Regions from separate parts of the Homo sapiens genome. Here regions 1 and 2 are each linked to region 3. A link is an interaction called in ENCODE POLR2A ChIA-PET data of the cell type or tissue named here. Cell type or tissue: GM12878. All regions are shown on one strand. Each heading gives the region's core, and the rest is flanking DNA. Links, peaks and the distances in the headings are about the cores only.

What was found. Peaks named below come from ENCODE experiments on the same cell type or tissue, not always from the same donor. Only the 100,000 strongest peaks of a DNase experiment are listed, where the experiment ranks them.
Region 1: POLR2A ChIA-PET joins it to region 3 with 5 read pairs; 2 of 35 experiments call an interaction of 5 or more read pairs at or near these places.
Region 2: POLR2A ChIA-PET joins it to region 3 with 6 read pairs; 3 of 35 experiments call an interaction of 5 or more read pairs at or near these places.

The regions. Positions count from the first base shown.
Region 1 is chr15:58,631,018-58,639,268 of GRCh38, forward strand. It overlaps ADAM10 (ADAM metallopeptidase domain 10), which reads right to left. Exons shown (of 16, transcript NM_001110.4): 9 at 2,179-2,342. Among named protein-coding and RNA genes, the nearest start is that of ADAM10, 110 kb to the right of the region's middle. In GM12878, for the core only: no CTCF peak of the experiment used is centred there; no DNase peak of the experiment used is centred there.
Region 2 is chr15:58,417,545-58,425,795 of GRCh38, forward strand. No RefSeq gene overlaps it. Among named protein-coding and RNA genes, the nearest start is that of LIPC, 10 kb to the right of the region's middle. RefSeq lists an enhancer at 6,800-6,849. In GM12878, for the core only: no CTCF peak of the experiment used is centred there; DNase peaks (open chromatin) are centred at 2,777 and 3,277; H3K4me3 peaks cover 955 bases; H3K27ac peaks cover 2,870 bases.
Region 3 is chr15:58,719,810-58,728,060 of GRCh38, forward strand. The region is part of intron 1 of ADAM10 (ADAM metallopeptidase domain 10); the gene reads right to left. Among named protein-coding and RNA genes, the nearest start is that of ADAM10, 26 kb to the right of the region's middle. RefSeq lists an enhancer at 4,554-4,773. In GM12878, for the core only: no CTCF peak of the experiment used is centred there; a DNase peak (open chromatin) is centred at 4,842; H3K4me3 peaks cover 400 bases; H3K27ac peaks cover 1,476 bases.

The DNA of each region.
Region 1 (8,251 bases), core at 1,726-6,725, 89 kb before region 3:
TGGCTGTTAAGAGCCTAGTACCTCCTCTCTCCTTGACCCCACGCTCCCACCACCTCCACTCCCACCATGTGATCTCTGCACATGCCAGCACCTGTTGCCCTCCATCATAAGTGGAAGCAGCCTGAGGCCCTTACCAGAAGCTGAGTAGATGCCAGCACCATGCTTTTTGTACAGCCTACAGAATCATGAGCCAAATAAACCTCTTTTCTTTATAAATTACCCACCCTCAGATATTCCCTTATAACAACACAAAACAGATGAAGACAACCATCTACTACGGATACAGATGGCAGAATTAACAACATGTGCAAAAGAATGGGGTACGATTGAGCGTGGTAGGCAAAGAGTGTGAACCAATTTCTCCATTAAACAATAATATAACATTAATTGAATAAAAACATCTCACTGGCAGCTAGGTAGGAAAGAGATTACACAAGAAGTGAAAAGAGAATGGTCTAGATTCCCTACTGCAGTGTGGTTCACAGATGAGCACCAGCAGCAGCAGCAGCAGCATTATGTGGGAGTATGTTAGAAATACAGAAACTCAGGCCCCATCAAAGACCTACTAAAAAAGAATCTGTGTTTTAAGATTCTCAGGTGATGTATATGCACATAAAAATGAGTGACCTGGGACTAAAGGCCAGACAAGTAGCTGGAGGAGTACTAAAATTCCCCTGGTAAGGCCTGGAACCAAGATGACTTGGGGAGAAGAGAGGACACTTATCTGCTCTTGAAAATGCAAATCAACTATGAACAATAATTCTCTGCTCATCTCTAAAATTCCAAGTACTCTTTTAAGAGAAGATCACAAAAGCAGTCAAGAGTTACAGAGATTAAGCACATTTTAAATACCTTATCCAAGAACATTAATAATAATCTATCAATTTCTGATTGGGATGTAGAAGAAGAAAGACTTGCAACTTAGTGAGATGGCACCTATTTTACAAACATGGGAAAAATTAGAGAAGTGCATTTGGGGATTTTAAGCTACAAGTAGACAACTTATTTTTAAAATCATAAAAATTTGCACTTTTGCAAGTGATAAGGTGAAAGTAAAATGAATTTACATACAGTTTTCAAGTGTACATTTTCAAAATGTTATCTTTAATAAGCTCTACCAAAATCACAAAGACAGAGTATCATTCAGTATTTCATATTTCTGTGTTGTACTGATCTTTAAGGTCACTTAAAAGATCAATATAATGGACTGGATATTAGATAATATCAAAGATCGCTGTTAATTTTGTTAGGTGTAATAACCACATTGTAGTTGTATTAGAAAATGTCTATTTTTTCAGGAATGTGTACTGAAATACGTAAGGATAGATAGAGTTCCTTTAAATACCTTAGCAAAGAAAAAGAAATACAGATAGAAGATATGTCAAAATCTTCACAATTATTGGCTCTGAATTAGGGGTTGACAAAGTAGCCAGCAGCCTGTTTTTATATGGCTTAACTAAGAATGGCTTTTCCATATTTAACAAATTGTAAAAGCAACAAAGACTGTACAACAGAAACCAAACACTGCCCCTGAAGCCTAAAATGTTTACTAGTAGGCCCTTTACAGAAAATGTTTGCTGATCCCTGTTCTGAATCATGGGCGTATAACGCTTTGTTGCACTATTTGTTCTACTTTTGTGTATGTTAGAATTTTTTCCTAATAAAAGATTTTAAAATATCAATCTCATTCCACGGTAGAGAAAATACTTTAAATTATCAATCTCATTCCACAGTAGAGAAAAGATTTTAAAATATCAATCTCATTCCCTAAAAATGCTTTAACAGAAACAAAACAAAAAAAGAATTTCTCACAATTTGCTGAACATTCAAAATGTACTTTTAAACAATGAATAATGATTCTCATTCAAAAGATATTTGAGTACATTATGTACTAGGCATTGTTCTAGGGCCAGGAGATATAGATATTTTGTCTGAATAAGCCAGATGAAATCCCTTGCCTTCACAGAATTCTAGCACTGTTATGCTTACTTTTCTTACTTTAACCACAAACATTCTATCTTCCTCCCTTTCAGTATGGTCAAATACATTACTGTGCTCTGACATAAAAACTAAACACTCGTAAGTACATTTGTTTTCACGGTGAATTTTAAATAAATCACTCAACATAAAAATTAGACTAATAAGTATTTTTTAAGCTAATAATTAGACAATACTTACTGGGGATCCAAAGTTATGTCCAACTTCGTGAGCAAAAGTAATGTGAGAGACTTTGGGAGGTACATGAGACCCATAGTTCTGAACAGTAATAATTCCAGTGTTTAAGGACTTCTTCTTACCATCTGAATAGAGTTTACTTTTTTCACATATTCCTCCAGAGCTTCCTAATCCAGAACAAAAAAATGGCTAAATTAGTATCTGTTTCCCCTTACCCCCAAAAAGGTAATACATGCTATATTAAATGAAAACATTTTATATTTTAATCTAAAATAGAACTGGTACTCAAACGTATCACATATGCAAAAGTTTCTTTGGTCCAAGACTAAGAAGTCACTTCATATAAAAGTTTTAATGACATTCAGAAAGAAACTCCCAGGACTGAGTACACAGCCTTTACAAAATGTTCTTCACAATCAAAATGTCCCCCAAATGTTATTCCCATTAATTTAGGAAAACAAATATTTACATTTCCTTTCAATTTGAATATATCAGTATTTACACTAAGTCAAAGTGTACATCCTTTCATCTTTTAAAAAGAAATCTTATGATTTAAGTTAAATGAAAGTTGAACAAAATATCCTCAAGAAGATTCTGAGAAAGTCACTTCTACAAGAAGCAGTGAGGCACATGAGCACATGATTCCCTGTCCTGAGATATGACATACAATGTATTTGTAAAAATAGAAAATAATCATGTCAAGAAGGTTAAAAAAAAAAAAAAAGAGGGGGTAGAGGAAAGAAGGAAAAAGAGAAGATGGGTGGGAAGGAAGGGAGAGATAGAAAGCAAATGCGACAAAAGGTTAATAATTGATTAATCCATCAAGAATTCACCACTGCTGAGCGCAGTGGCTCACGCCTGTAATCCCAGCACTTTGGGAGGCCGAGGCAGGCAGATCACTTGAGGTCAGGAGTTTGAGACCAGCCTGGCCAACATGGTGAAACCCCATCTCTACTAAAAATACAAAAATTAGCTGGGTGTGGTGGTGCACACCTGTAATCCCAGCTACTCGGGCAGGAGAATTGCCTGAACCCAGGAGGTGGAAGTTGCAATGAGTTGAGATTGTGCCACTGCACTCCAGCCTGGGCGACACAGTGACACTCTGTCTAAAAAAAAAAAAAAGAAGAAGAATTTCACCATACTATTCTTGCAACCTTTCCGCAGGTTTGAAATCTTCAAAAAAAAATTAAAAACTGAATTATGATTGTTCCAGTATGTCTTTAGGACACTATCAAATTTTAAAAGAAAAACCATATTTCCACTTAAATATTTTTATCATTTTGTACTTCATCTATTCATTAACAGGGACTTTAGAATTTAACAGCAAATGACAGTGCTTTCACAGCTAAAATCAATTAAGAGAAATCAGAAAAATAATAATAGGAAAATCAGAAACCATCTGGTCAATTCATGCCTTTATATAGACATTACACTGGTAAGATCATATTTTCTTTTAATTAACTTTATTATAAGATTTTCAGTGAGAAGTTATTTAGTTTATATTTATACTTAAAGTTTTCCCTATTTGATTTTTAAAAGAAATACAATCAAATGGATAAGCGTATTACGATAACTGCTCTAATTAGCTTTCTATAGACAAGTTACAACAAAGTTACTAAACCATTTAAAAAAAGTCTAATATTGCTTCTCCTCCCCTTCCCATTCTCCCCACTTCAAAAACAAGTCTAGTATTTAGAATCCCTAATAAAGCATGTAACAGAAGGCAATTCAAAATAGGTCTGCAAGAACAGCATTATACTACGACTGTTGCCTTGCTCCCATTAAATATAATAAATATATGGCAACAAAATACAAATTTGAATTACTGTTAAAATTCAGAAAGCTGAAAAGAAAAATGTGTTTCAAAGAAACACAAGGTCAGGAGATTGAGAACATCTCGGTGAAACCCCATCTCTGCTAAAAATACAAAAAATTAGCAGGGCATGGTGGCAGGTGCCTGTAGCCCCAGCTACTCGGGAGGCTGAGGCAGGAGAATGGCGTGAACCCAGGAAGTGGAGCTTGCAGTGAGCAGAGATCATGCCACTGCACTCCAGCCTGGGTGACAGAGCAAGACTCTGTCTCAAAAAAAAAAAAAAAAAAAGAAAGAAAGAAAGAAAATACAAATAACATGCCCCACCATTTTCAATCCAGAACTCTGCCCACCTCAGGTGATGTATATGCACATTAAAATGAGTGACCTGAGACTATAGGCCGGACAAATAGCTGGAGTCACATGCAAATTTAACCCAGCAAGGGGTTGAGAACTTTTATGATATTCAAAATTTAATACCTTTTCTACACTGACAACTGAGTAGAGAGAAAATACCAAATAATTTGTGAGAATTTAATATATTTTCTTCAAGCTAGTTCTACTTTTGGAGCTCAGTCCTGAGAAGCACATCATTATTTCTGGAAACCAGAAAATATATAAATAAGTATTCTGTATATAATAATTATTGTACACACAGCATAGTTTTAAACAAATAGTAAATTAATATCCTGCCTTAGTGAAGATTTGTCATGTGCAAATTGGTCCAATGCAGTACTGTCAAACTTGAATTAAGCATAGAAGACTCCACACTTCAAATCTTTATCAGTTAAAAAAAAAAAAAGTAAATAGGCATATTTTTAAATCTCTGATAATATACATTTTTCTGCACTTTTAGGGTCTGGCTAATTTAAGAGAAGAGTATACATAAATTAGAATATACTATTCTGAAATATAGTAATTTATATATTGCCTAACTTCTTAAACAACTGCTTTTGGTCTTTATGATTATCGCTTATATGAAAGTTTAAAATGGCCGGGCGCAGTGGCTCACGTCTGTAATCCCAACACTTTGGGTGGCGGCGGCAGGCGGATCACCTGAGATCAGGAGTTGGAGACCAGCATAACCAACATGTTGAAACCTCATCTTTACTAAAATTACAAAAATTAGCCAGGCGAGGTGGTGCATGCATGTAATCCCAGCTACTCAGGAGGCTGAGGCAGGGGAATCATTTGAACCCAGGAGGCGGGGGTTGCCATGAGCAGAGATCATGCCACTGCACTCCAGCCTGAGCAACAGAGCGAGACTTCGTTTCAAAAAAAAAAAAAAAGGAAGTTTAATATTTGTTGCAGGCTAATAGCATATGTTGGAGTAACTTGATTATACAGGAAGAAATAAAATACTATTTGTAACTCTGAAAGTTATGGTTTAATTTTTTTAAATACTGCAACTAGTTTTGATATGCCAGAAAACTCAGTAATGAGGTATCATATATACCCACAGCTAAACCATTAACTCAAACTCAATTGCTATATATTTTAAATTTAAGATTTTACTATACATATATTTATCACTGACAAATACATAAGTTGTGAATAACAATGAGAAGGGTGAAACGTTTTCAATTCGGGTCAAAAGTAATTATTGATGAAGGATTCAATAAGCAACAAAGAAGTATAATGACAATTTTCTATCTACAGGATAGTTTGAGAGCTAAAGTTAGAGTATCTGTCCTAAACTTCAAAACAGACCCACTCCACCCCACCCCCCAAAAAAAAGTCTTAGAAAAAAATACAAGAGTAATATGATACCTTGACATATTCCATAAATACAGTTTTGATGTGAGGAGGCCAAAAATTAATAGTAGCATGCTGATCATACAATATTAATGTAAGCAATAATTCTGGACCAGACCATAGTAATACTCCCACAAGTGATACCAGGAAATGTGAGAGCACAGGCATTTGGCTTTCAAGTCTGGAGAGCACTACTCACATGCAATGGGTAGGGATCAAAGATGTTAAATATCCAAGGGATCCAGACAAGCATTAAATGCCAATAGCAAGTGTCCTATTGCAATATTTCAATGATGTAATTTTCCCAGCATTTGAAGTTATACTTTTAAACTATGGGTTAAGAATTCAATAAGCTGTGGGTTATCCCGAGAACCCTGTGTTAAGTTCTGTACGCTCTCAAATTTTAATATGTAATATCAAACTAAAACATCTAATCTAAAGAAAACAGAAGAGACTATTTCTACCAAATGAAATGCCTCAAAAGATGTTCTTCACAAATAGAGGAGTACTGAAGGTTTCAGGACTAACTGTAGAGATGAATTCCAAAGCCAGCCTCATTCAACGACCAAGCCGAACTGAGACTATGTTCATTCAGTTAACTGATAAGACCTATAGGTAGAAACATGAAGACTCAAAAGAAGGGCAAAGACAGAACTACAATGAAAAAACAGCCAGAAGCAAAATGATTTTCCTGAATTTACAGACAGAAAACACACAAGAATCCTGTCTCCCAGCTCTCAGTCCATTGCTCTTCCCATTATGCCATGACAATTACCCAAAATTATATCAAAATATTATAGCTTAGTATGATTTTATAACTCTTCTCTCTCAAGAAAGAAGAAAACAGATTCCACCAATGTATAACCTCTACTAAGAAGCAGAAAACATTTCAGCTTCTTATTTGAAACATCAAAGAAAAGGCTAAGATGTTACTGTGTGTGTGTGTGTAGATTGTATTTATATATATATAAAATACCTAGTAATATAATTACCAAATGAACTGAATCTGGAGTCAAAAGGTCCAGATTCCAGATCCTGTTCCACCTCTAGCTGTGTGGTATTAGGTTGGTCACAAAGTTTCTGAACACAAGTTTCCTCATCTGTAGAAGGGAGACAATAATACCTACACCTCATAAGGGTATTGAAATAATCAAGAATAAATATATAACATTCCTTGTTTTAAAAAAAAAAATGTCAAATATGAAACTCAGTTCAGCTAGTAGTAAGTGCAAAGACAAGTGAAGAAGCTGGCAGTGTTATTTCAAGGCAGGTAACCTACACTCGAAAAAGTTGGACCAAAGGAACAAAGATCCCTTTTCTTTCCCACTATGGCCTCTATTCTTCTGTGCCTGCCTAGCCCCTCCCCAGCAGCTCTTAGAAGATGGCTTCCAAGAGCTGAAGTTGGGGGTTTAACATAGAGTAATGGAAGCGGACATCTAATGTCTGAAAGAAAGAGAGATAATAATATAAAAGGAAAAAAAGCAGAGGGGGGGAAAATGGGGATACAAAGTTGACAACGGGAGTCTTCGTTTTCTATTCTGGTTGCCAATCACCATATTTTTGCTCATGAAGTACACAGGAAGTATCTTGTTTCACCTTTAAGAAGACCCTAATAATGAAAATAGAGGCGGGCGGATCACGAGGTCAGGAGATTGAGACCATCCTGGCTAACACGGTGAAACCCCATCTCCACTAAAAATATAAAAAATTAGCCACGCATGGTGGCGGGCGCCTGTAGACCCAGCTACTCGGGAGGCTGAGGCAGGAGAATGGCGTGAACCCGGGAGGTGGAGGTTGCAGTGAGCGGAGATCGCGCCACTGCACTCCAGCCTGGGTGACAGAGCAACACTCTGTCTCAAAAAAAAAAAAAAAAAAAAAGAAAATACAAGTAACATGCCCCACCATTTTCAATCCAGAACTCTCCCCACCTCAGGAAAATGAGCAGCATCACAAATGGTGATCCAAATATCACAAACAATGAGACATAAACACTGAGTGTCCCAAAAACCCATAACTACAGTTTAATCATAAGGAAAACATCAGACAGATTCCAAATAGGGGAGCATTCTAAAATATACCTCATCAGTACTCCTCAAAACTGTCAGGGGAGGGAGGAAGGAGATTTGAGAATACCTAATCTGTTCAATTTTTTGTAAATCTAAAACTGCTCTAAAAAATAAAGCTTACTTTTTACAACAAAATGAGTAGCTGAATCTAAAGACATGAGAATATCTGAAGATTTAGGAAGAATTTTACCAAATTCCTACAGAATCATTACATCCTTAAGTACAATAGTCTGTAACTGAAAATGCAAAATGGCAGAAAGTTTTTAGTTTAAGATCACATACTCACTTACCCAGGAGGCATTTTGTGAGCAAGCTTTAGAGACAAAAATATTAATGTGGTGCTTCTCAAACTTCACTGTGCATCAGAATCACTTTGAGAACTTGTTCAAACTAAGACTGTTGGGCTCCACATCTATAGTTTCTGATTCAAGAGACCGGGGTAGTG
Region 2 (8,251 bases), core at 1,201-6,200, 300 kb before region 3:
AGCATTGTTCATAATAGTGTTATCTTAAATACAGTTAATGAAAAAACAATAGGGAATTAAGCCAATTATGGTACATCTATAGAGTGTAACTGTACTCTGTAGCTATTTCAAATAATGTTTTAAAAGAATATTTAATGCCCCTGAAATATGCCATTAATGTGTTGTTAATACACAGGTATTTAAACACTTTGTACAGTGTGTTTACAGTTATTTTTTTTAAATAATTGTATACATAGAAAAAATGACTTGGGGATATCCACATCAAAATGTCAACAGTGCTTATCTCTAAATGTGAAATCACAGACCTATGTATGTTTTTCTTTTTGTTCTTCTTTATTTTCCTATTTTACAATAATAAACATTTATTGATTTTATAATAGAAAAGTTATTAAAAATAAAACGTGCAACAAAATAAGCTTTGGTTGATTAAAGATTTAAATATAAAATCAAATTATGATAGAACTTGCAGACAACTGGAAAGAGAGTTTATCAGCTCTCTGGGGTAATTTTAACTTTCTCAGCTTTGAAGCAATTGAAATGATTGCACTATAAAAATTAGCATTACTGAAGATTTTTTAAGAGGGAAAATATTTCTATCAAACATTACAAAGAATTAAGATCCATCATAAATAACTAATTCAAATTTGTAAAATAAATGTCAAGATTCCAAAAGATAAATGGGTCAAAGACTGGACAATTCCCATAAGGGGCATACAATTAGTAGATAAACATAGTGGGGAAATGTTAATTCTTGCCAGAAATCAAAGACATGTAAATGGAAGCAGTCTGGAGATGCCAGTTTACATATTCTAATGGAACAACAAGAAAAAATGTCAAATGCTAATATCCATTGATGGTGGAGCTACCCAGAAATTTATCCATACCTTCATTTATAACCATATTGTTCATGTCCTTTTACCAGAAATGTTACCACTAAGAATTGATTCTTTTTTTTCTTTTCTTTTTTTTTTTTGAGACAGAGTTTCACGTTCTTGTTGCCCAAGCTGGAGTGCAATGGCGTGATCTCTGCCTCACCACAACCTCCACCTCCTGGGTTCAAGTGATTCTCCTGCCTCAGCCTCCCAAGTAGCTGGGGTTACAGGCATGCGATACCACACCTAGCTAATTTTTTTGTATTTTTAGTAGAGACAGGGTTTCCCCATGTTGGTCAGGCTAGTGTTGAACTCCCAACCTCAGGTGATCCGCCCGCCTCGGCCTCCCAAAGTGCTGGGATTACAGGCATGAGCCACCTCACCCAGCCAAGAATCGATTCTTAAGAAGTAATTTGGCTAAAGGAGAAAGGTCCCTCTTCATCTCCTTTACTTCTAAATGTTGGAACACCCAGGGCTCAGTCCCTTGACACCTTCTCTTTTCCACCCAGAGGCAGTGTCTGGGTGATCTCACCTATTTATGCAGGTGAGAGGAGCCACAGGCTCTCTCAGCATGGGCTCCAGGGAGAGAAGAGGCCAGAGCAGAGGTTTTCCTGGGAGTGGGGTAGGGGTAGCTTGAGGGCCATTCAAGGACTCTGACCTCAGTCAGAGAGGGCAATGAAGGAAAGAGAGACCAGCAAAGACATCCAGAGAGAAGCCCAAGGTGAACTTGGTCATCATATTAACCCCTATGCAATAACAAAACATCCAGGCTTGATCTACCAGAGCTTATCAGTGAGGTCCCCAGGAATTGCCTAATTGCAGTAGCCCTCAGCTCACTTGCAGGCCACCAGATCTCAGCTGGCCCTGACCACCATCTCCAAAGCCTGAAGGAATTATTGTGAGACAGCCCACTGAAGGTGGGTACCTCCAAGAGCCCTGCCCTGCCCTGCCAGAAGCCAGAGCTGTCCATCTGTTGGTGGTCACCCTGGGAATCTGGGACAAGAAGGTGCACTCTGGTCTGATGCCAGAAAGCAGAACCTCTTGGGCTCCCAAATCTCAGGATCTTTTTGCTCCACCAATGTACTCATCCACTCATCCCAGCCTGGGGCCTCTGCTTTACATGGGTCTTTTCATTGCTTAAGGATGTTTGGGCATCTACCATCTCTTCTTCTTCTTCTTTTTTATTTTTTTTTTGAGACAGAGTCTCTCTCTGTTGCCGGGGCTGGAGTGCAGTGGCCCAATCTCAGCTCACTGCAACCTCCACCTCCCTGGTTCAAGAGATTCTCCTGCCTCAGCCTCCCAAGTAGCTGGGATTACAGGCCCACACCACCACACCCAGCTTATTTTTGTTTTTTTAGTAGAGATAGGGTTTCACCATGTTGGCCAGGCTGGTCTTGAACTCCTGACCTCAAGTAATCCGCCCTCATCGGCCTCCCAGAGTGCTGGGATTACAGGCATGAGCCACTGCGCCCGGCCTCATCTCTTCTGCTTATGACCTTGTGAGGCAGGCATCCCAGGTTTCATTATCCCCGTTGTGTAAAGATTACGACTTACCTAAAGCACTGCTGGACTCAAACCCAGATCTTCTGCCCTCGATTCCATGTCCATCTCTGTGACCCCAGGTTTGGCCAAGTGTGGATCTTGCTGCATATGAACAGCCTGCCATTTCCTTCCTTGTGTACACACTGCCTGTGGAAAATGGACAAGGGAAGTTACATTTCTATCAAGAGCTGAAACAAGCAATTTTGCTTTAGAGATGATATGTAACAGAAAGAAATAGTCCTGGAAGCAGGGAGCCCTGTATGCATCTGCCTGTGTTCTGCTCCTGGCTGACCCCTGAGATCGAATCATGCTGTTTGCTAATGTGTGGAAAGTATGTTTTGCTCTCTAGGAGTCCTCCCCAGAGCCTGACAGATTCGGTGATAGGAATAGAACTGTGGAGTGAAGATGGCTCTCTCCAGGTGTCACTCCAGTTGCCATACATGTAAAGAAAGCCTAGACACTGTGATAGCTTTGTCCTCCTATCCCTGAACTTTGCCCAGAGGCGAAGCTTCTTCCCCAATCCTTGCTCAAATGCCTTCTTTTTCCTCGAAGAATCCAGGCTGTTGAGCAAAGAGGGAGATCCTGGGAGCTTCACCCAAATCATCTGGAAGTTTCTTGGGGTGCCAGATTTGAAATAGGAGCTGATAGGGTCAATCCATCAGGCACCCTGACCCTAGACATACAGGAATTCCCCTCTGAGGTTGAAGAATTCCCCCTCCATCAGACCCAAAAGTGAAAAACAAACTTTGCAAAGGCACGTTTATACCAACTCTTCTGGACGGGGCTGAGTAGAGTTTTCTCTGGTACCGGGCACATGCTGCTCACAGACTCTCTGGCCCGTGGACATGGCCCCTGGGGTCTGAGAATGCAGATGGGGGAGAGGCTCACCGAGGAGCTCTGGATGACCTGGCTCCAGTGTGTCACCTCCTGGCCTTGGCCTCCTAACCCCAGCTGGGCTGAGAAGACCCCAAAGAGGGTCTTTCCCACTCTCCCAACCTGTTTTCTCTGGTGATTAATATATAACCTGAGAAAATGAATCACTTGTTTAAATTCAGAGTTAGCTGGGCTAAGACAGGTGACAAGAATTACTCAAAAACAAGAAAGCAATATTGGGGGTAAAGATGCTTTCTATTTTTCTTTTCTTTAGTTATTTTTTTGTTTTTTGTTTGTTTGTTTAAGATAGAGACAGGATCTTGTTCTATTGCCCAAGCTGGAGTGCAGTGGCATGATCACAGCTTACCGCAGTCTTGACCTTCTGGGCTCAAGCCATCCTCCCACCTCAGCCTCCCAAGTAACTGGGACTACAGCTGTGCACTGCCACACTGGCTAATTTTTTAAAAAATTTTTTATAGAAACAGGGTCTCACTATGCTGCCCAGGCAGGTCTCAAACTCCTGGGCTCAGCCATGAGCCACCACACCCAGCTTGCTTTCTTTTTTAAATAGAAAGGAACACATAACAACTTGATTTTAAAATCAAGAACAGGAAGCATAGACTCTATACTTTCTTTAAAACATTGTAAATAAGTCTCCTATTCTTTACTACTTCAGTTAAATGGGCAGGAAACAAGAAAGGGAAGGATCAGGTGAGGGATGGGAGAAATAAAAACCATGCCGAAAAACTGCAGTAATACATAAAAACACTAATGGCTGATACGTATTTATTGGGCACTATGGTATGCACAGTTCATGGTTTTTCTCATTTTATCTCCCCCCAAGCCCTGTGAGGCAAATAATTTTACTACTCCTATTTTAAAATGAGGAAACTGAGGTGCCAGCTATTAAATAATCTGCCTGCTTAATGGGACTAAAAACCGAGAAACCAAGCTTCGAAATCCGGTTCTCAGCGATCAGAGTCTTCACTCAGGAGGCAAAAATGCAGCAAGAGACAGCTTTTTCCTCCAGAAAGAACCTTATCCTGTTATCATCAGAATTCTGTAGCTAAATACTTCCTTTACCATTTTGTAACAATACTAAATATAGGGAACATTTTGTATTTCCATGGAAAAGGATGTATTGTCTACATACGGCACAGCCTCCCTGGGTTATTTGATTCTAGCTTTCATTGCCCTTGAAGCATTTTGCAACTCTGTAAATTGCAGATAACTAATAGCAATGCAAAATGCAAATTCTGTCCTATACTGTAGAAGTTACACTGACTTCACTGCCACACTGCAGAAAAAGCTACTTCTGTATCCATTTGCCATTTGTACCTTCATTGCAACTTTTTTTTTCTTTTTTTTTTTTTGAGACGGAGTCTCGCTCTGTCGCCCAGGCTGGGGTGCAGTGGCGCGATCTAGGCTCACTGCAAGCTCCGCCTCCCGGCTTCCCGCCATTCCCTGCTTCAGCCTCCCAAGTAGCTGGGACTACAGGCGCCCACCACCACGCCCGGCTAATTTTTTGTATTTTTAGTAGAGATGGGGTTTCGCCGTGTTAGCCAGGATGGTCTCGATCTCCTGACCTCGTGATCCGCCCGCCTCGGCCTCCCAGAGTGCTGGTATTACAGGCATGAGCCACCACACCTGGCCAACATTTCTTTACTCATATAAACTTGTGTGGTTTTTTGGCTTCTCCTTTGAACTGGTTATAACACCCTTACCACTTGCCTCATTAATTAGTTAAGTAAAATATTTACCATGTACTCGTTTTTATATTTGAGAGTCATGATTTTACCTTCGTTTTTTAAAAAATTATCTCTTAATGGAATTATGAAAGCATGTCAAAAGTATCTTGCTTGTTACTTTCTGAAGGACCCCAGGCATGATCTAACTCAAATGAATGACTTCAGGCGTAATTGGATAACTGATGATGTTCTCAGTTGGGTCCTGAGAAGCACAGCCTTGTCCTGACAACTTCCTTTCAAACACTCTGCTCTATCCGGGACAAAGCATCATGGCCAAAGGCCCCGGTCCCCTCTTCCTGGCTGGTCTTCTTTACTGTTGATTGAGGAAAAGTAATTGGCATATAAATTATATGATTATGTCCCATTATAATGTTTCCATTATTTCTAACTTCTGCTATGTCTCGTAGTTTATCTCAGAGCTATCGCCATTAAATAGCTGAGAAAAGGCTTGAGAACATTTGTTTTAAAAATAATAATAAACATGTGATGTGATGGTTAATATTGAATGTCAAATTGATTGGATCGAAGGATGCAAAATACTTTTCCTGGGTGTGTCTGTGAGGGTATTGCCAAAGGAAATATTAGTAAAATTTGAGTCAATGGACTGGGAGAGGCAGACCCACCCTCAATCTGGGTGGGCACCATCTAATCAGCTGCCAGTTTGGCTAGAATAAAGCAGGAAGAAGATGGGAAGGACTTGACTTGCTGAGTCTTCCAGACTTCACCATTCTCCCATGCTGGATGCTTCCTGCCCTCAAACATCAAACTCCAAGTTCTTCAGCTTTTGGACTCTTGGACTTACACCAGTCGCTTGCCAGGAGCTCTTGGCCTTTGTCCACAGATTGAAGGCTGCAATGTCGGCTTCCCTACTTTTGAGGTTTGGGAACTCGAGCTGACCCACCACTGGCTTCCTTGCTCCTCAACTTGCAGACGACCAATCATGGGACTTTACCTTGTGATCGTGTGAGTCAATACTCCTTAATAAATTCCCTTTCATATATAAATGAAATGCACGATATATGTCTTTATACGCAGAGCAAGAGCATGACACAATTCCATCTTTTTAAGCAACTGATACACAAAGATCTCACAGCCAATCCCTACTATACTTGGCAAAACTACTTTTTGTTGTATGGACTCTGAAGTCAAACATCATTCAAGTCTCATTCCACCACTTACTACAGTATGTATTTGGGCAATTCAGTAACCTCCCTGAGCCTCAGTTTCCCCTGGGGGAAATCATGCTACATCATAGGATTCTTCCTAAAGTGTGAATGAGATCACATGGAGATTCTGGCACTGTGCAGGCACTTTGGACGCTGGCTCCTGAATTGTTAACTCCTGACTTTTAGGCCTGCCTAGGAAAAATGATGAACCATGTCAGCAAGATACCCTGTCTTCAGAAAAATGATGACTCATTGGCAGCTCTTCAGAACTTGAAACACATCATTGGGAATGAAGAGAATAAAGGGGAATTAATTCCAGGTTTCCGGCAGCCATGGATCCTGTGTGCTGAACTCAGCAAGCCTTTGTGAGATGACGACGTGGCATCCTGCTGCAGGGAGGCTTGGGCCGTTGCAATCTGACCAGTGCCCAGCCGTCCCTGATACCCAGGGTGAGGACTGTGCCCCTGAACACCCCATGGTTGGCAGCACTAGGACCAAGAGACACAGCCAGTGTGCTGGTGCCCCCCTCCCCAAACTGTCCTTGCTTGTTGCAAGCAGCTAGTTCAGTTCATGGCTTGCGGGGAGTCTCCCTCAGGAGCCAGCATGGTCACCAGTCACAAAGCCTGGCCAGCACCCCAGCAGCTGGAGGAAGCAGACACAGAGTAGACACTTCACGAATTCTAGTCTACACTCCCCCTCTTCCCCACAAAGGGGAAAACCCTGGGCAAACTTTACGGAGCCAACAATACTCACTATCTACCTGGTGTTCAAAGCCAACTTGAATCTTTATTTCCTTTTGCTTCAAAGCATAATACAAAGAGTGAAAATAGGTTTTCCATCCTACTGGAATTTCTAAGATCATAAAATGCATTGCTGGTTCCACAGTATCTAGTCATAAAAAAGACTGCTCTGGTTCTAGGGTGTTGTTGTTGTGATGATGATTTTCCCAATTGTTCTACAATCTGGCAGCTGAAATCCTGATAAGGAGAGTCCGTGGGCCAACACAGACCAGGAAACATAAAAATAAGAAGAAAGGGGATCTCAACTCTTTGCTCCCTGGCTGCATAACTTGAGACTCTGGGAATCAGAATATTAGATCTTCCAGGGACCTAGCGTCCTTATATCCAATCTATATCAATTAGATATGTGACCTTGCGTAAGGAATATCCGAACCTCAGTTTTCTCATCTGTAAAATGGGGAAAATAATTCCTACCTTATTTGTTAAGAAAATCAAAAGAGGCTTGACTATGCAGAGAGTTGTTATAAGCATTTTCATGTGATAATAATTTAACCTTCATAACCCCATTTGACGGGGGAATAAACAGGCAGAGATAGGTTACAGAATTTGCCCAAGGTCACACAACAAGTTGGAGACAGAGCTGATGCAAAGACACCCCTGGTCACCAGGAGTGATAATCTTGGATGAATAAATACCTATTTGAAATGCTTGAAACACCTAATTCTTCCAAATAGTCTAAAATGTCCTCTGCAATCTTGTTTTCACCCTTCCTTTGTTTATCAGGTCTTTTTTTTTTTCTAACACAGATAAGGAAAAGGTTAAACTCCAGTCCAACCACTTTCCAAATGAGGACGTTCCAGGCTAACTCAAATTAACGAGGTTTACCTACTTGTTTTGCCATATTCCCTCATGGCGCAAGAATGTCCACACAGATCAGTGAGTGACCCAATAAAAACTTGGTCATTCTCCTCATGGCACCCTGGCCCCAAGCAGGAGTATAAGAGGATAGAGTCATTTTCCTATAACATGATCCAAGGAAATTCATTTCATCTTGGAAGTGGACTAGGCTGATGTGCAGAGAAACCTGATTCAGTCCCAGGGAAAGCCAGATACATAGGGATTAAGGATTTGTGGTTGTTAAGAGAACAGAACTTGGCCTCAGATCCCCTGACTTCTCCTCTCTCTGTCTTTTACTGGTGAGATACAGTTTGGTACCAGTTCCCAACCTCTTAAATCTCAACTGCAAAATTAGGAAATAACAGTGTCAAATTTTATTGTTTAAAGTATTATTTTATTATAACACCAACAAA
Region 3 (8,251 bases), core at 2,197-7,196:
CTCCTGTCCATAAAATGAAGAAACTAGAGTAGCTCTCTCTTAAGACTCACAGATTAAATGATTTAAACCATGTGTGACAATTAATATTAGAGAGCCTACCAAAGAGGCAAGGTTCAATAAATTATCCATCATCATCATCTCTTCCCCCTTCCTCCTTTTCTTCCTTCTCCCACACTTTGCCTTTCAGACCAATATACACACACTGAAGCCAAGAATTCAGGAAGAAAAAACAAAACTGGGTTGAATTCTGACACTTCCTAGCCATAACCACATGAGCTAAGTAATTATTTAACTTTTTTAAATCTCAGGAGGTGGTTTTTTAATCTGTAAAATGGAGACAACAATGCCTACCTTAAATGCATGCAAAATGCTTACGAGCACAAAGAGCGGCATAAAAGGACAATTCAACTTAAACTACTATTGAGTTACTTCCTTCTCCTCTTGAACACACTCCTCCCAAGAGAGGTGAGAAGAATGAGTCCAAAACTATCTTCACAAGTAGCAAAGAAATTTCAGTGAAGCCAATGTCTAAGAGATAATAAAACCCACTAGCATGAAACTTTTATTTTATTTTATTTTATTTTATTTTATTTTATTTTTTTTTTTTTTGAGACAGAGTCTCGCTCTGTCACCCAGACTGCAGTTCAATGGCACAATCTCGGCTCACCGCAAGCTCCACTTCCTGAGTTCACGCCATTCTCCCGCCTCAGCCTCCCGAGTAACTGGAGACTACAGGCACCTGCCACCACGCCCGGCTAATTTTTTGTATTTTTAGTAGAGACGGGGTTTCACCATGTTAGTCAGGATAGTCTCGATCTCCTGACCTCGTGATCCGCCCACCTCAGCCTCCCAAAGTGCTGGGATTACAGGCATGAGCCACCACGCCCGGCCTAGCATGGAACTTTTAAAAATCAAGACTAAATAATGGAATCAAATATACCAATGCATCTTCTGTATCCTTTAAACATACTTATAAATGTAGTATAATTGAGTTTAGCAAAAAAGAAGAAATCAATAATGGGGAAGAATGAGAACTTTTGAATAATTTCTTTCATTTTGAAAATTTCCACTGGATTACTGAATTGGATTTAAGTGGTCTGAGTTGCCATAGCACAAGCTTGGCTTTGCAGAACTGTGGATTCCACTCCTTTTTCGGCACCAAAGGCGTCAAGCTGGTTTTTATTTCTGTCTCTGCTGCTTAAATCAGGAAAAAGTCAAGTTTTTAAGTCGCAGTTCAGATAAAGTATTCTGTCACTTTTGATAACTTAAAACAATAACTATTGCTGTTCTGAAGCACTCATGACAAAAGCTCAACGATTTACACAGCTGAAATTCTACTGGGAGAGTTATTAAACAAAGTCATCTTTTCTCTGTCCCACACACAAATTTTATAAAAGCAACATACTATTCACTTTCACTGGCAAAAGACCTGAGTAATGATTTTCTGAATCTTTGTAATTGAGATAGAACATGATTCATAGGGTTTAATTGGGAAAGCTAAAAACACTTCCCCGGGACACACAGTTACCAAGTCCATCTCATTATCATCTTCTATATAAGACCTATGAATGTTTATCTTAATTATGCCTAAATATCAGTATTTGTGTAATCTCAGTACTGTGGGAAAAAAACTTATATTAAGATAATGTATGAAATTGAATTACATAATTTCTATTCCCTAATACTTAATGAAGAGGGAAATAAGGGGGCCATGGGTAGAGGATAAAGCAGCCTACCTGCCCCTCTGCCCCCACCCCACACACACATAGAACAAACTTCAAGAACTGAAATCAGGTCAGATGCAGTAGCTCACACCTGTAATCCCAATACTTTGAGAGGCCAGAGTGGGAGGATCACTTGAGTCCAGGAGTTCAAGACCAGCCTAGGCAACATAGAAAGGCCCCTGTCTCTACAAAAAATTAAAAATTAGCCAGGTGGCCGGGTGTGGTAGTTCACACCTGTAGTCCCAGCACTTTGGGAGGCTGAGGGGGGTGAATCGCTTGAGGTCAGGAGTTCAAGACTAGCCTGGCCAACATGGTGAAACCCCACCTCTGCTAAAAATACAAAAAATAGCTGGGCATGGTGGCAGGTGCCTGTAATCCCAGCTACTCGGGAGGCTGAGGCAGGAGAATCGTTTGAACCCGGGAGGCGAAGGTTACGGTGAGCCAAAACCGCACCATTGCAATCCAGCCTGGGTGACAAGAGCAAAACTCTGTCTGAAATAATAAATATATATATGTAAATAATAGGCCGGGCACGGTGGCTCATGCCTGTAATCCCAGCACTTTGGAAGGCCGAGGCGAGTGGATCACCTGAGGTCAAGAGTTCAAGGCCAGCCTGGCCAACATGGTGAAACCCCCGTCTCCACTAAAAATAACAAAACTTAGCCTGGCGTGATGGCATGCATCTATAACACCAGCTACTCAAGAGGCTGAGGCAGGAGAATCACTTGAACCCGGAAGGTGGAGGGTGCAGTGAGCCAAGATCGCACCACTGCACTTCAGCCTGGGCAAGAAGAGCAAAACTCTGTCACAAAAAATAATAATAAGTAAAAATAAATAAATAAATAATACAAAAAAACTAGCCAGGAATGATGGCATGCACCTGTAATCCAAGCTACCCAAGAGGCTGAGGGAGTATCACTTAATCCCAAGAGTTCAAGGCCACAGTGAGCTATGATAACGGCCAGTGCACTCCAGCCTAGATGACAGAGACCCTATCTCAAAAAAAAAAAAAAGAAAAGAACTGAAATCAAATAAAAAAAGATAAGCAATTTGGCTGATACATGCTCATGAGTGTCAGTTCCCTTCCCAACTTCATGCTCTGTAACATTATGTTTGTAGCTTGAAATCAGCCATGAAGGGAGTATTTACACCACCATGGAAACTGACATTGAAAAGGCTACAAATTTGAGAACTTTTTTTTTTTTTTTTTTTTTTTGAGACAAGGTCTGACTTTGTTGCCCAGGCTGGAGTGCAGTAGCACTATCAAGGCTCACTGTAGCCTTGACCTCCAGGGCTCAGGTGATTCTCCTACATCAGCCTTCCCAGTAGCTCAGGCTACAGGCACGCACCACTATGCCTGGCTAACTTTTGTATTTCTTGTAGAGACAGGGTCTCACTGTGTTGACCAGGCTGGTCTCAAACTCCTGGGCTCAAGCGATCCTCCTGCCTCAGCCTCCCAAAGTGCTGGGATTACAGGTGTGAGCCACCATACCCAGCCAAATCAGAGGATTTTTTTTTTCTTTTTTCAAGACAGTGTGCTAAATACAACACTGGTCATAACCTAATAATATAATCTTTCAAACAGGCAGCCAAGGAATGAAATAATATTTTAATGAAAATGTAGGAAAGCATGGCACACTGGACTTCTGATGTTGCCCCTAGCCCTCAGATGCCACACAATTCACTTATTTAAAAATCTCAAGAGAATGGGAGTCCTGGAATTCTCAAAAAAATTATATATGATCACAGCCCCGTGACTGCAGAAACGTGAATAAAACACAAAATAATCAGCCCCTCAAACTAAGATTGGAAGGCGGAAAAAAAATACACTGGTCTCAGAGGCAGAAAGAAAAGAAAAAAGAAATCACAAGCCGGGTGTGGTGGCTCATGCCTGTAATCCCAACAATTTGGGAAGCTGAGGTGGGTAGATCACCTGAGGTCAGGAGTTTGAGACCAGCCTGGCCAACAGAGTGGTGAAACCATAGTGAAACCCATAGTCTCTACTAAAAATACAAAAAAAAATTAGCCTGCCGTGGTGACTGACGCCTGTAATCCCAGCTACTTGGGAGACTAAGGCAGGAGAATCTCTTGAACCCGGGAGACGGAGGTTGCAGTGAGCCAAGGTCACGCCACTGCTCTCCAGCCTGGGCAACAACAGTGAGCCTCCACCTCAAAAAATAAAAAATAAAAAATAAACTCACCCACTTTATATCATAGCAAAAAGAATAACTGGGTAGAGAAGAGACACACAACCATGAACATAACATTGTAAAAACACACTGGAGAAAAAAACCATGAAAGAAACAATAAAAGGAAAATAGAAAAAGAATCCAATTGAGAAGAAAACAAACGACATTTGGAAACAATCCTAGACAAAGCAGAATCAGTCTTAGATTATATTAAGAAATTCATATTGGCCAGACGTGATGGCTCACACCTGTAATCCCAGCACTATGGGAGGCCGAGGCAGGTGGATCACCCAAGGTCAGGAGTTCAAGACCAGCCTGGCCAACATGGTGAAACCCTGTCTCCACTCGGGAGGCTGAGGCAGGAGAATTGCTTGAACCCGGGAGGCAGAAGTTACAGTGAGCCGAAATCGTGCCATTGCACTCCAGCCTAGGCAACAGAGCAAGACTCCGTCTCAAAAAAAAAAAAAGAAAGAAATTCATATTAATTTTCCTTAGTACAACAACATTGTTATTATAAGGAGAAGGTTCTAAATTTTGGGAGGTTCATTTTAAATATTTAAGGGTAAAATGACACGATGTCCATAACTCACACTAGACAGATTCTAGGGTGGGAGGCAGGGTAAAAAAGAAAAAAATATGCAAATTATTAAATCACTAGCTACTTCAGGAGTAATAGAGACTGAATTTAGCCTACCACCATAAACAATTAGAAAACTAGATAAAAGATGTGACAAGAGAAACAAATGAAGTGAGATCTACTACAACTGGCCCAGCTTACTGCCTGTAAGCAGTCTCCAGGCCAAATGACAGGGAGAAGAAACCAAGAGCCTGAAGTTTCCACTTAATTGAGACAACCTCTGAGTTCAGGGAGATCAGGTATTTAGAATCTATGTGCCAGAGTGTCAGAAAGGAGGAAGCTGAACAGAGAGAGAGCTCCAGCCACCTCAAGTGGGGGTTCCCTAAGGGTTTGGCTGACTACTGATCTAAGCATGTGAGAAAATAAACTCCCGCCTCAGAAAAAATGAACCACCAGTAGAAGGAAGCAAAACAATCCTCAAAGCTCACACAGGGCTGGAAAATGTTCATATTTCTACCATCTAGAGAAGAAAGACCTTGTAATGTATGGAGCATTGCTACAGTCCTCAGAAAAATAACACCTTACTAGTGGAGTGAAATTAGCCACAGAGCCTGGGCACGGTGGTTCATACCTATAATCCCAACACTTTGGGAGGCCAAGGCGGGTGGATTGCTTGAGCCCAGGAGTTCAAGACGAGCCTGGGCAACATGACCAAACCCTGTCTCTACTAAATATAAAAACTAGCTGGGCACAGTGGCACATGCCTACAGTCCCAGCTACTCGAGAGGCTGAGGTAGGAGGATTGCTTGAAGCCCAGGAAGTCAAAGCTGCAGTAAGCTATGATCGTGCCACCACACTCCAGCCTGGGCAACAGAGCAAGACCCTGTCTCAAACAAAATAAATAAATAAATAAATCGTATTTATTATATGAATATAAAAAATAAAAGAAAATTAGGCATGGTAGTGCATGCCTGCAGTCCCAGCACTTTGGGAGGCTAAGGCAGGAGGACTGTTCAAGGCCAAGAAGTTCAAGATCAGCTGGGCAATATAGCAAGACCTTGTCTCTACCAAAAAAAAAAAAAAAAAGTAAAAATTAGCCAGGAATACTTTTTATTGCACACCTGTAATCCCAGCTATTCAGGAGGCTGAGGCAGGAGGTTCGCTTGAGCCCAGGAGTCCAAGGTTGCAGTGAGCTATGATCACAACAGCCTCAGCAACAAAGTGAGACCCTGTCTCAAAAATAAAAATTAAAATTAAAAATATAAATAAATAAACAAAAACCACATAAAGGCATGTCATAAGCTAATGACTAAAAACTAGGGAGAAAAAAAAATTCTTAAAATCATCTGTGGGTAGGGAAGCACTAAAGGAGCCAGAAAAAAAAGACACATTTTATAAACAGAGGAACAAAGATAAAACTGACAGCACACTCTATGTTAAGTCAGAAGAAAATGCAGCCACATATTTAAAGTACTACAAGAAAAAAAGAACTCTATCAACCTAAGATTCTATAGCCAGTGAAAATAACTTTCACAAATGAAGGTGAGAAGAGGAGGTGAAACGAAGCCCTTCTGGGCTTCAAAGCTTACAATGCATCACTAGTAGCCTCCATTAATAGAAATGATAAAGTTTTTCAGATAGAAGGAATAATACCAGATGGAAACCTACACTGATGCAAATAATAAAAGTGACAGAAATAATGAATATATAAGAAAATAAAAAGGATTTATTTTCTCATTTTTAATCTCTTTCAAAGTTAAGCGAATACATTTTTTAAACACACAATCTACTGTGGAATTTATGACACACAGAATTAAAATGTGTAACAATAACAGCACAACAGAAAACAGAGGAGAAACACAGTGTACATATACTCCATATGAAGTGAAGTAATATTATTTGAAAGTATACAGTGATAAGTTATAGATATTGTACACTGAACAACCTCTAAAAAATACAACAGGTATATCATCATAAAGCCAATAGCAGAGATAAAATTGAATCATTTTTAAAAGTTTATATTGAGAGGCCAAGGCGGGTGGATCACTTGAAGCGAGGAGTTCGAGACCAGCCTGGCCAACATGGTGAAACCCCATCTCTACTAAAAATACAAAAATTAATGGGGCATGGTGGCAGGTGCATGTAATCCCAGCTACTCAGGAGGCTAAGGCATGAGAATCGCTTAAACGCAGGAGGCAGAGGTTGCAGTGAGCCGAGATCGCGCCACTACACTCCAGCCTGGGCGACAGAGCGAGACCTCAGTCTCCCAAAAAAAAAAAAAAAAAAAAAAAAAGTATATTACTCCCGAAAAATGCAAGAAAAGAGGGGGACAAGAACTATGAACAGATGGAAAACAAATAGAAAGATGACAGTTTAAAACTCAGCCATATGAATAATTACATTAAAAGTAAATGATCCAGCTGAGTACATTAGTGTGCACCTGTGGTCCCAGCTACTCAGGAGAGTGAGGTGGGAGGACTGCTTGAGCCCAAGTTTGGGGCTGCAATGCACTATGATCACATTTGTGAACGGCCACTGCATTCCAACCTGGACAACAGAGAGAGATCTCCATCTCCGAAGGGGAGGGGAGAGGAGGGGAGGGGAGGGGAGGGGAGAGGGAAAAGGAGAAGACGAAGGGGAAGGGGAAGAGCAAGCAGAAGGGAAAGTAAATGATCTAACATAACAATTAAAAGGCAAAAGCTGTCATTTCGCTTTTTGATTTTTAAGAGACAGGGTCTCACTCATTGCCCAGGCTGGAGTGTGGTGACGTGATCATAGCTCATTGTACCCTCAACCTCCTAGCTTCAAGCAACCCAGTCACCTTAGCCTTCTGAGTAACTGGAAACTGGTGCACCACCATGCCATGCCTGACTAATCTTTTTTTTTTTTTTTTTTTTTTTTTTTTTCCCAAAAACAGCGTTTCGCTCGTTGCCCAGGCCGTAGCGCAACGGCGCAATCTCGGCTCACTGCAACCTCTGCCTCCCAGGTTCAAGTGATTCTCCTGCCTAAGCCTCCCCAGTAGCTGGGATTACAGGCATGCACCACCACACCCAGCTAATTTTTGTATTTTTAGCAGAGACAGGGTTTTGCCATGTTGGCCAGGTTGGTCTCAGACCCCTGACCTCAAGTGATCTAACCACCTCGGCCTCCCAAAGTGCTGGGATTACAGGTGTGAGCCACCGCGCCCAGCCTGGCTAATCTTTCTTATTTTTTGTAGAAATGGGGACTCGCTATGTTGTCTAGGCTGGTCTCAAACACCTGGTATTAAGTAATCCTACTGGCTTGGCCTCCCGAAGTTCTGGGATTACAGGCATGAGATGACACGCCAGCCTTGTTATTTTTTAAAAAAGGAAAATGTAAATATATGCTAACAGACACAAAAATAAAGATGAGTTAAAGTAAAAAGGACGGGAAAATATATAACATCCAAACCCTAATCCAAAGAAAGCTGGAGTGGCTACAGTAATAGCTGAAAAAACAAACTTCAAAACAAAACAAAAAAAATTATGAGGGATAAAGAGGGACATTTCCTAATTCAAGAAGAAAACACAACAAGCCTAAGTATTTATGTACATAAAAAAAGCTTCAAAGTATGTGAAGAAAAAGTTGATAGAACAGAAAAAAGCAGACTCTGTAACTAGAGTTGGAAATCATACCACTCCTTTCTGAACAAGCAGACAAAAAAATCAGTAAGATTATTAAAAACTTAAACACAAAGAACTTGACTAGATAGATAGAATATATTTCTTTTTAAGGGCACA